Linked DNA regions of Mus musculus: region 2 is linked to region 1. The links are chromatin contacts, found by Hi-C or POLR2A ChIA-PET in ENCODE. All regions are on one chromosome and are shown on one strand. Each heading gives the region's core, a stretch centred on a gene start or an enhancer-like site at or near the end of the contact. The rest is flanking DNA. Distances are from core to core; before and after follow the strand shown. Region 1 holds the start of Mtx2 (metaxin 2). Region 2 overlaps Hoxd3 (homeobox D3).

What was found. A loop is a pair of places that touch in the nucleus more often than their neighbours do. ChIA-PET counts read pairs that join two places held with the same protein, here RNA polymerase II (POLR2A).
Region 2: a map of T-helper 2 cell shows a loop between it and region 1 (2.8-fold over the local background). The contact joins the enhancer-like site here to the promoter of Mtx2 in region 1. A Hi-C loop is called at or near these places in 2 of 37 maps with a recorded cell type or tissue (T-helper 2 cell and regulatory T cell). POLR2A ChIA-PET finds 5 or more read pairs at or near these places in 1 of 5 experiments (embryonic stem cell).

The regions. Positions count from the first base shown.
Region 1 is chr2:74,822,689-74,827,445 of GRCm38, forward strand. It overlaps Mtx2 (metaxin 2), which reads left to right and starts at 3,124. Exons shown (of 10, transcript NM_016804.4): 1 at 3,124-3,355. The coding sequence starts at 3,316.
Region 2 is chr2:74,738,669-74,742,863 of GRCm38, forward strand. All of the region lies in intron 1 of Hoxd3 (homeobox D3), which reads left to right. Among named protein-coding and RNA genes, the nearest start is that of Gm14424, 12 kb to the right of the region's middle. Within about 2 kb of position 1,834, at least 1 of the 3 ENCODE cell types and tissues checked has a DNase peak (open chromatin) inside an H3K27ac peak, as active enhancers do.

The DNA of each region.
Region 1 (4,757 bases), core at 1,874-4,373:
TATTTTCTCCAGTTGGCTCTTTCTTACAAACGAAGCTTGTTTGTGGGCACCGTCAGGACATCTGCATCTTATTGGATTTAATTTTTAGTAATAAAGACCTCCCACATTACACATTCTCCTCAGCCTAAATTCGCTTGTGTGGGAAGCAAAAGAACTGTCAGTCAGAGAGAAACAAGTAAATCCATATGCTGTGGAGGATTCAGCATCCTTGCCTACAATAAAAAAAGAAAAAAGGAAACCCGAGTACAGACAGTACCCCAGCAGATCTCATTTTTAATTTTCTTTTTCAAAAGGCTAGCTTCTGCGGTCTGAATGCTGGTACCCCATCAAATTCAAATGTTGAAACTCAATCAGCAATATGATAGTATTTAAGAGAGAGACAGCTTTGGGAGGGTTCCTTCCTCACATGGAATTAAAAGCCTTATTACAACACTTGTACAAAAAAAAGTTGCTTTTTTTAAAAAATGTAGCTTCACGCTTCTATTACAAGTGTTACTTCACGCTTCCAATTCCCTAATACTTATGATTTTTCTTCAATTGTAACCTATAATTTAAAAAACGATCAGGCTAAGAGGGAAGAAGACTCATGGGATCTAGTGCCTTTCCTTTACGAGTCCTCCTTTCCCTACCAGACATTGGATCTACAGAAGCCTTGGTTTTGGATTGAAGAGCTTTTCAAACTGAGCAATAAACCTGCTGCTTAAAAATGACCCAGTCTAGCTAGGTGTGGTGGATCATACCTTTAATCCTCTAGAGGCAGAGGTAGGAACGTCTGTAAATTTGAGGCCAGCCTGGTTTACATAGTTCTAGGACAGCCAGGCAGCCAGGGCTATGTAGAAAGACTCTGCTTAAAAAAAAAAAGAAAAAGACAAATTAACCTTAACCAGTCTAAGGTATTTTCTTCTAGCATCTAGGGCAGGTTAAGACACTTGCTTTAGTAGCAAAGGCAGAGTGTCTTAACCCAGTGCTTCAGAGGCACCCCAGCCCCTGTTTATCTGTGTTCCTGTGTAGCATGCCGACTGAAACTGCAGAATCATTCCATTTGTCTGACTCTCGCTCTCTTGCTCCCCAATCTGTCTCCAGCCTCTGACTCTAGCATCCTTCTCCATTTGGGGCTCACCTCTACCCCTCACACTTGCTTATTGTTTTCCCAGTCAAATCCTGGGATAGGACACTACATCTGATCCAAAACAGTCAGAGCATAGCATCTATAGCTTCAGAAAGGCAACGGATAAAAGAGGCCAGCACAACTTGATGTGACAATAGACTTCCAGTTTTTCAAAGCCGTACGTACATAAAATCCCTTGTGTAAAGGACAAGAATGGAAGGGTTGATTGGCAGGAAGATACCTACAACAGCTCATTTCTCTGGGTCAATATCAACCTCAGGATGAGGAGGAAACTGGGTGCCACATACACTGTTGGGGTTTCCTCCCTCAGCACAAACAGATGGCATCCTACCATCTTCCTTGTGTTTCTATAAGCCTCTCATGAACTCTGAACTTCAGGCAGAGAAAAAGATGCTTTCAGAAGTACTTTGTGTCTATTTAAATGAGGAAGCTTAAGTTTGGTTGAATAGACTTCTCATTTGCTGTGGGGGCTACTGATACCTGCTCTGGTTTACTCTTCAAAACTTCTTACCATTTTATGTCCTCTGAGAAGACTTCTATATACTAGCCTCTGGTATTTATGGATGTGACCATATTTGCAAATTGGCTCTGCAGATAAAACCAAGAAGAGGTCATAAAAAAAATGAGTAGGCCTTAATCCATTGGCTGGTGCCTTCAGTGGAAGACAGAAGTTTGGACAAACAGATGCAAGGGAGAATGTTGCCTAATGGTGGGAGCAAAGGTGGAAATGACTTGTCTAAAGCCATGGAATGCCCAGGAACCCTGGAAATCCTAGAAGCTGGGCAGATGGAGGAAGGACATTTATTTCTATGTCCTTGAGAGCAAGCATCGTCTTGCCAACACTTTAACCTCAGACTTCTAGCTTCCAGAACCAGAGAGTAAATGCATCCGTTGTTTTAAACACCCAGTGTGTGATAATCTGTCCCGCACCTCTAAGAAAGCAATATACTACTTAAGTATATGAACAGAAATTTAGACAATAAACTGTAATGGAGGGTCAGAGATCTGTGGACAAGAAACAAAATCGCCAGGCGTGGTGGTGCACACCTTTAATCCCAGCACTCGGGAGGCAGAGGCAGGCCAGGTACAGTAGTTTACTCTAGGGTTGGGTGGGAGGTGGGCAGGGACAGACCAAGTTCCGAGTGTTGTTGGCCAGCCTAATCCTTGTGCTCCAGATTCTCAGTGAGAGACCCTATCTCAAAATAGAGGATGGAGAGCAACTGAAGAGGTACTGAGACACTGACCACTGTACAAGCTGATGCATGTGTGTGTATGGGCTATGCTACCGAGCCTGAAGACTTGAGTTGGATCCCTGGAACCCACATGGTTGGAGAGAACTAAGTACCAAAAGTTGTCTTGGGTCTATACACTGACACACACACACAACAACATCGTCTCACCTCTCCGAGCCATGTTCTCATCAGCGAAAGGGGGCTTTGGCTCACCAAATGATTTCTGAAATCAAGTGTAACTTTATGCTTCTAATTTTCTAATTCTGTAATATTTATGATTTTTGGTCAATTGTAACCTATAGTTAAAAAAAAAAAAGATTAGACTAAGAGGAAAGATTCAAGGGATCTAGCGCCCTTCCTTTTACTCTTGTTCCTTCTACACTCAGAAACAAGTAATTGAAGTGCTTTATTCTCCAAGCTTCATTTTGGGTGCTTGGAGTTGAAAGATTAAATTATGTCTCAGCTCACAAGCTGTGTAAGCCTCCTTCTGGCTAGCGCATTTGAACAAATAACCAACACTAATATCAGTCTATGGACCCCGAATCCTACAGTTAGTGGAATTGAGAGAATTCCTGAGTTTCTGGGCTCCAGTAGAACCAGACCAGGCACTTGAACCTCTTGAAGCTGTTTCTGTCTTGTTGAACTGCTGAAAGGTTGCAATCAAATCCAAAAGACTCTAGCCAGAGAGCCTGCTCTCTTAGGGCTCTCGCAGGTCCGGAGCGCGCGGGGCGGAGCAGCCGGAAGTGCCGGCGCGCGTTGTCAGCGACGCCGGAAGTGCTTGGTCGGCCTGGCGGTAACCTTGCGGGCCGAGCCACCGCTGCCGAGGTGAGCTCTGCTCGTCTTAGCGTTGGCCCAGCGAAGCTCGTCAGCTGCCGGGGGAAGGCCGCCGAGGTCGCGCGGGAGGGCGCCGAGCGCCGCGGAGCTCAGGCGCGCGCGCAGGACCTCGCAGCCGACATGTCTCTGGTGGCGGAAGCGTTCGTCTCCCAGATCGCAGGTAGCCCGTGTGGGCGCCGACGGGGCGGCGTGGGTGGCGGCGGGGATCCGCGTGGGGAGGCGGAGGGCTGGAGTTTCCCTGTAGCCGTGGGTCGAGGGTGCTGAGTCTACAGCCCGGGTGGAGGCGGCAGCGGCCATGGAGGCTTGGCCTCACTTTCTGGATGAGGAAACTGAGGACACATGGCCAAGGTCACCCTGCAGGGACAGAGTCCTGACCTCACTCCCTCCGCGGCGCTTTGTTCCCCGACTCCGCGGTTTAGGTGGCGGAGGCCCGGGGCTGGGGATCGAGGTGGGGGCGTGGCCACGGGTTGGGTCCTCGCCTCCCCCAAGGTTTCCGTGGGAATAGGGCAGCCTCTCTGCTCTTGGGTTCTCAAGTTTAAGGTGACTGTCACTCTTGAGCTGCCCTTCTTTACCTGTTGTTGATGGGTCACCCGAGTTGTTCTCCAAGCCATTTGCAAAGTCTGTGGGATTCTTTGAATTATTCTTAATGGGCATGAAGTTTAAAGAAAGTAAACATCTTTTGACACACACACACACACACACACACACACATTCGTATTGAAGTTTTTATTTTGGCGAAAGTGGCTATGATAGAAAAAAAGAGTCAAGTTAATGGGATGAATGTTAATTCCAGCAGTGTTTTCAACGTTCGAATGAGGAGATAGTCACTAAGATAAACAGTCGTATTTGGGGTAAAGTAGTACATTGGAAATGAAAGTATAATGTGTTATCAACTTTTCGAAACGCTTTCCATTGTATTGAATTTGTGTGAACTTAGATTTCCTTTAAAATAGCATTTTATAGGAGAGAGGATAGAAGAGAGATTGTAAGCTTCATGAAAGCAGGGAATTTTGTTTCCCATTGTATCCTAGGACCTGTCTGTCAGTTCTCTTTAAATACCCATGACTTGAGTAAATAACACAGATTTCAAGTAATGTTTCTCTCTGACTTTATCAGTGAGGTTGAAAAAGTCAGGCCTCTGACTTGAGGTCAGTGGTTTATTTTAGACTGATACTATGTCATAAATCATTTCACAGTATATGTTTGTATTCTGAATGTATATATCCAATGTGTGATTTCTTTTCAACAAGAAAACAAGAAATGGTATTTGATAAACTTTTGATAAGTTCAGAATTCTACCTCAGTTAGTGAAGTTTACAAATCCCCAGGAAGTTTGTATTTGTCTTAAGGTGCTTGTAGTGGTCTGTTATGGTAGTAGGACATATTTAAAGCTAGATAGTTCAGTAAATAGAAAGTAGTATAGGAACAGCTCCTAAGTCAAAATATAGCATGAATTAATTCTCGATGTATTAAAGATTTAAATGTAGCACAAACGAACTTACAATAAAATAATAGGGAAAAAAACAAGGGCAAATACAGGGTATTATTTTTGTAAGATTGGA
Region 2 (4,195 bases), core at 584-3,083, 85 kb before region 1:
GAGGAGTCTTCCCCAACACAGGCCATCTTGGGAAGCTGAAGTCGGGCCGCGAAGTTAGGAGTCCTACCGGGCTGGCATCTCTCTGAGGCGCTTCCGTTGGGTGTTCATTAAGAGGTGACTTATTGCAGCATGAGCCAAAGGTCACTTCAAAGGCTTATGGCTACGCTCTCTCGTCTTTAGAAGCTCCCTGGACGCTTTGTGTGGGGTTTTCCCGGGTGCAGTTTAGTGTTTGCAAACTACTGAGTCGACAAATTGCACAGGGCAGATGCAAGAGAGAGACTGCCTCTCCCTCCTTTCACCTGACCAGAGACCGGCTCGTGCTGAGCAGCCGCAGTGGTGAGCGGTTTGGCTTGGTCTTGGTTTGGGGTTGGAGATAGGGAAGGTTGTTGGCTTCTTACGATATTTATAGTCTAGTCCGGACCCAGAACTAAGCAGCCCAGGCCCAGATTGGTGTGGGCATTCTCTAACAACTTCCAGGAAAGCTAGCTGAGCCAGAGAGATAATGTGCAAATCAGGATATAGCTAGAGCCGAATTTCCAGTTTACCTAACTCCCCGTTTACCCGGACCCTGAGGAGGCAGCTCCAGTAACATCCACCCAGGTGCCCTTGCACATCTACCCTCCTTTCCTGTCCCTCTAACCTGTAAGCTTCCTCCTACCTTATTTTAGGGCTTCTCTGAGAGGGCTGACCCACTTGGCTCACCCCCTGGTCCTTTCCTCATGACCAGGTTCTCTCTCCCCTCCCCCATCCAGCCAAAGATTTTTGCCCTCAAGCTCCCCTGGATCCAACTGTGTCTTCATTCTGCTGGGGCCAAAGCGTCTGGAATAGCTGCAGGCACCACATACAATGGTCACATTGATTATGACACCCTTAAAGAGGGTAAAGGCTCTCCTGGTATGTTTGGAAGACAGAACCAGCTGCTACTGAGTTTTCCATTTTGTTCCAGATCTGCTTCCGCAGAACACCAAAGAAAACTGAAGAGCCTACAAAAAGTGTTAGAGATAAAATTCAAGACAATATACATGCAATATTGTGGTGAGTGGGGGGTGATTTAAATAAACAAATAAATAATTTGCTCTACATTTCCATGCCCACCCCCACCCCCTTAACTCAAGATAGCCATCCCAGGATTCATACATCAAGACATAAAACAAAGGGTGGCTTTGAAGTGGATCACCTCAGTGTGAACTGCTGCCTGTTACATGAGAACCGATCATCGGCCTTCAAATTTATGGCGCTTTAATAGAGTGCGTCCGCTGTCTTAAATGCAGGGTATGCTACAGTACTGAGTTATCCCGGCTAAACAGGAGTGATTTAGAATGGGCGTCCTGGGCTTCCCAAAGGGCAGAAGAGGCTCAGGCTGAGAGGGGTCGGGAGAAAGTGGGCAGTCAATTCTCTTCTCAGCAAACCCGCTGAAGACTGGTTTTCCAGAAGTAGCAAAGCCATCAGAGCAAAGAGTGTCACCGCTCCGTTCTACTGAATTAACAAGAATGCCCAGTAAAAGTCGCCGCCTCCAGGATAAGATCCCTGGGTTATTGGAAGACCCGGGTTAGACAAAATAGGGAGTGGAGGTTAGACCAACTTGAACCTCCAAGAATTTTAAGAGAAACTGACACAACCAGTGTCCCATCACCTCCCACTTCTGCCACCCAAGACTGGCACCGACTGACGGTGGCAGTAAGCTATTCACTACCACAGCCGCGCTTGACACATCCAGAGACTGTGGCCTCCCTCCCAGCCCAAGCCTTCCTCTCCGGCGGCCTTCCCATGGCAGCCGCGGGCGGGCGAGCGAGCGAGCGAGCAAACGCCTGGCATCCATCGAGCCTCCTAGAGTCCGAGACCAGGCGGGCAGCAGGTCTGTGGTCCTCGGCCGGGCTTGCGATCCTCTCTTTCCAACTTGGACTGCCGAGCACAGCTGCTACTAGGCCAGGCTGGCGCCGGCCACTTTATATAATCCCCGCAGCTCGCACGCAGGGTGTGTAAACGGGAAAAGTGCGGAGTAGGGGATTCTTTTGCCGTGCTGCCTCCTACGCGGAGCCTGCTTTCCACTTCTGAAAAGTGCCGGGCCTTGGGAAATGTTTTTCTTTTCATTCCTTACTGAAGCGTTTACTGCTGCCGTGGTCACAGTCATAAATTTTGTTACAAACCACAATGACAGGTGCATTGATATGCACCGTGAGAGCTCCAGCTGCTTAATAACCCTGTCCCCTGGCCGCTGTGAGCGCCTTTTATTTATTCGGTATCATATTAGGTATTGATCTGGGCAGAATTAAGTGCAGTGAGCAAGTATCAGGACTCCGGTGCTTCTGAGGCTAGGCCAGCTGGGCGGGCCGGCATGGCTGGAGAGAGAGTGGTGGGAGCTCTGCGAGGGTGCCTGGTCTTCCTTCCGGTTGGAAACCATTTGGCCCTGTCTTGGGGCCTGCCTTTAGGCCTCCAAATTGAGTTGGGTAACTTCCGGGGACTTTGGAAAATGACTAGCCTGTCTGTTTGGTGACTCTTCTCTAAGAGGTCTAGGGGTGCTCCAGGAGACTGAATGGCTGCACAGTCCCATTCCTCGGGTTGGAGTTTGGGTGGGGGGGGGTGGATGGCCGGAGGAGGAGGAGGAGGAGGAGGAGGAGGAGGAGGAGGAGGAGGAGGAACTAAGCAGAAGGAGAGAGGGCAACAGAGGACTACTCCAAAACAAGAAATCCTGATCATCTGCCCCTCCCCCAACTGCCCCCCCCACCAGCATTTGGGTCTTGGTGCTCAAATGAGCAAAGGTACCAAAGGGTGAGAAAAGAAAGCCTTAAAGGGGGGGGGTGTGATGGAAAAGATGAGCCACTGAACAGTTGACCATTGTCCAAATGATTTATGACCCAGTCCTGCTTTTTAGGTTCAAGCAGAGTTCACAAGGAGTAGGGATTTCTGGAAAGAAATAAACTGGGTTCCCCCCCCCCAGGTTTTATAACAATATTCTCAGGTCACCATGCTTTGGAAGAGGGGCTTCTTTAGGGTTCTGTCTGGTGGGTGCTGCAAAGGCTTTTTATTTTTCTTCCCCCAAAGAGAACAACACAGTTACTACCCTTGCTTGTACAGAAATGGACACCAGGCCATGAAGCAGGTCTGGAAATTCCTTACAACAGTGCAAACAGGCAGGAGATGACTCTGGTTGTGCGCTCTAGTTGTACCTCTGAGTCTTTTTTACATAGAGAGTTTTCTAGGGACATGCCACAGAGCAAAAATAATATGTCATCTGTTCCACGGGCTTGCTTAGCTCCTCAAGAATCTATTTTGATGAGACTGGTCCACCATTAAAGACAAACTTGGTCAACAAGGAGGCAGGAGGGGATGTTTTGCTTCCACAGTTGTCAAGGAATGACAAAGCAGCAGCAGTGAATTCTGGTGGTCTCATAAGCCTGACCATTTAGACATCCAGAAGTAAGCAGGATCCCTGAAAAGCCCTAGAATTTAGCAAGCCAGCACACCAGGTTCTTTGGCCTGGGGCAAACATATAAATATTAGTCACAGACTGAGGATTTAACTGTCCATTTGCTGTTTGGTAACTCTAGCAGTCAGAGATTGGTATTGAAAACTAATCAAATGAATTAGTCTAGCTTTGTTAGGTAGATATCTTAACTGCACACATTTATATATTACTGTAACCCACTGAGAAGGACCCTGTCTCGCATCAAGATAAATGACATATTTACTTATATTCTAAAACAAAATGGAGAACAATACTACCAAACAAAGGCTAATTTGGAGAGTTTTTGTACTTGGTTGGGTGAAAATACAGGGGGAAATGAATGCAGGACTATTTTGGTTCCTATATTTAAATTCGATTTGCCAGAAGTTGCATGATAGGTTCTCTCATGGTGATGGGAGCCAGGGAGATTTTTTGGAAAGAAACTTTGCCTAAAAGATGAGATCAAGAATTAAAACCAGAGAGCTGACCAGTGAGTTTTCTTTATCAAACAGACAAAAGTGATTGAATGATATTAGTTATACATTAACTCCTCAGGAACCTTTCAGAAGGGTGGGAAAAGCATCCCCCATGAAGAGTCAGTGCATACAAAAGGGGAAGAATTTTTCTTACTCCCCCATCCTTCTTATTCTGGGTCCATTCATCATGTCAATAGAACTTTTCTCATTGGTTATAGGTTGGATGAGAGGTGGGGCAGAATGGAAAGTCCAGAGCAGAGGTCAATAATAATAT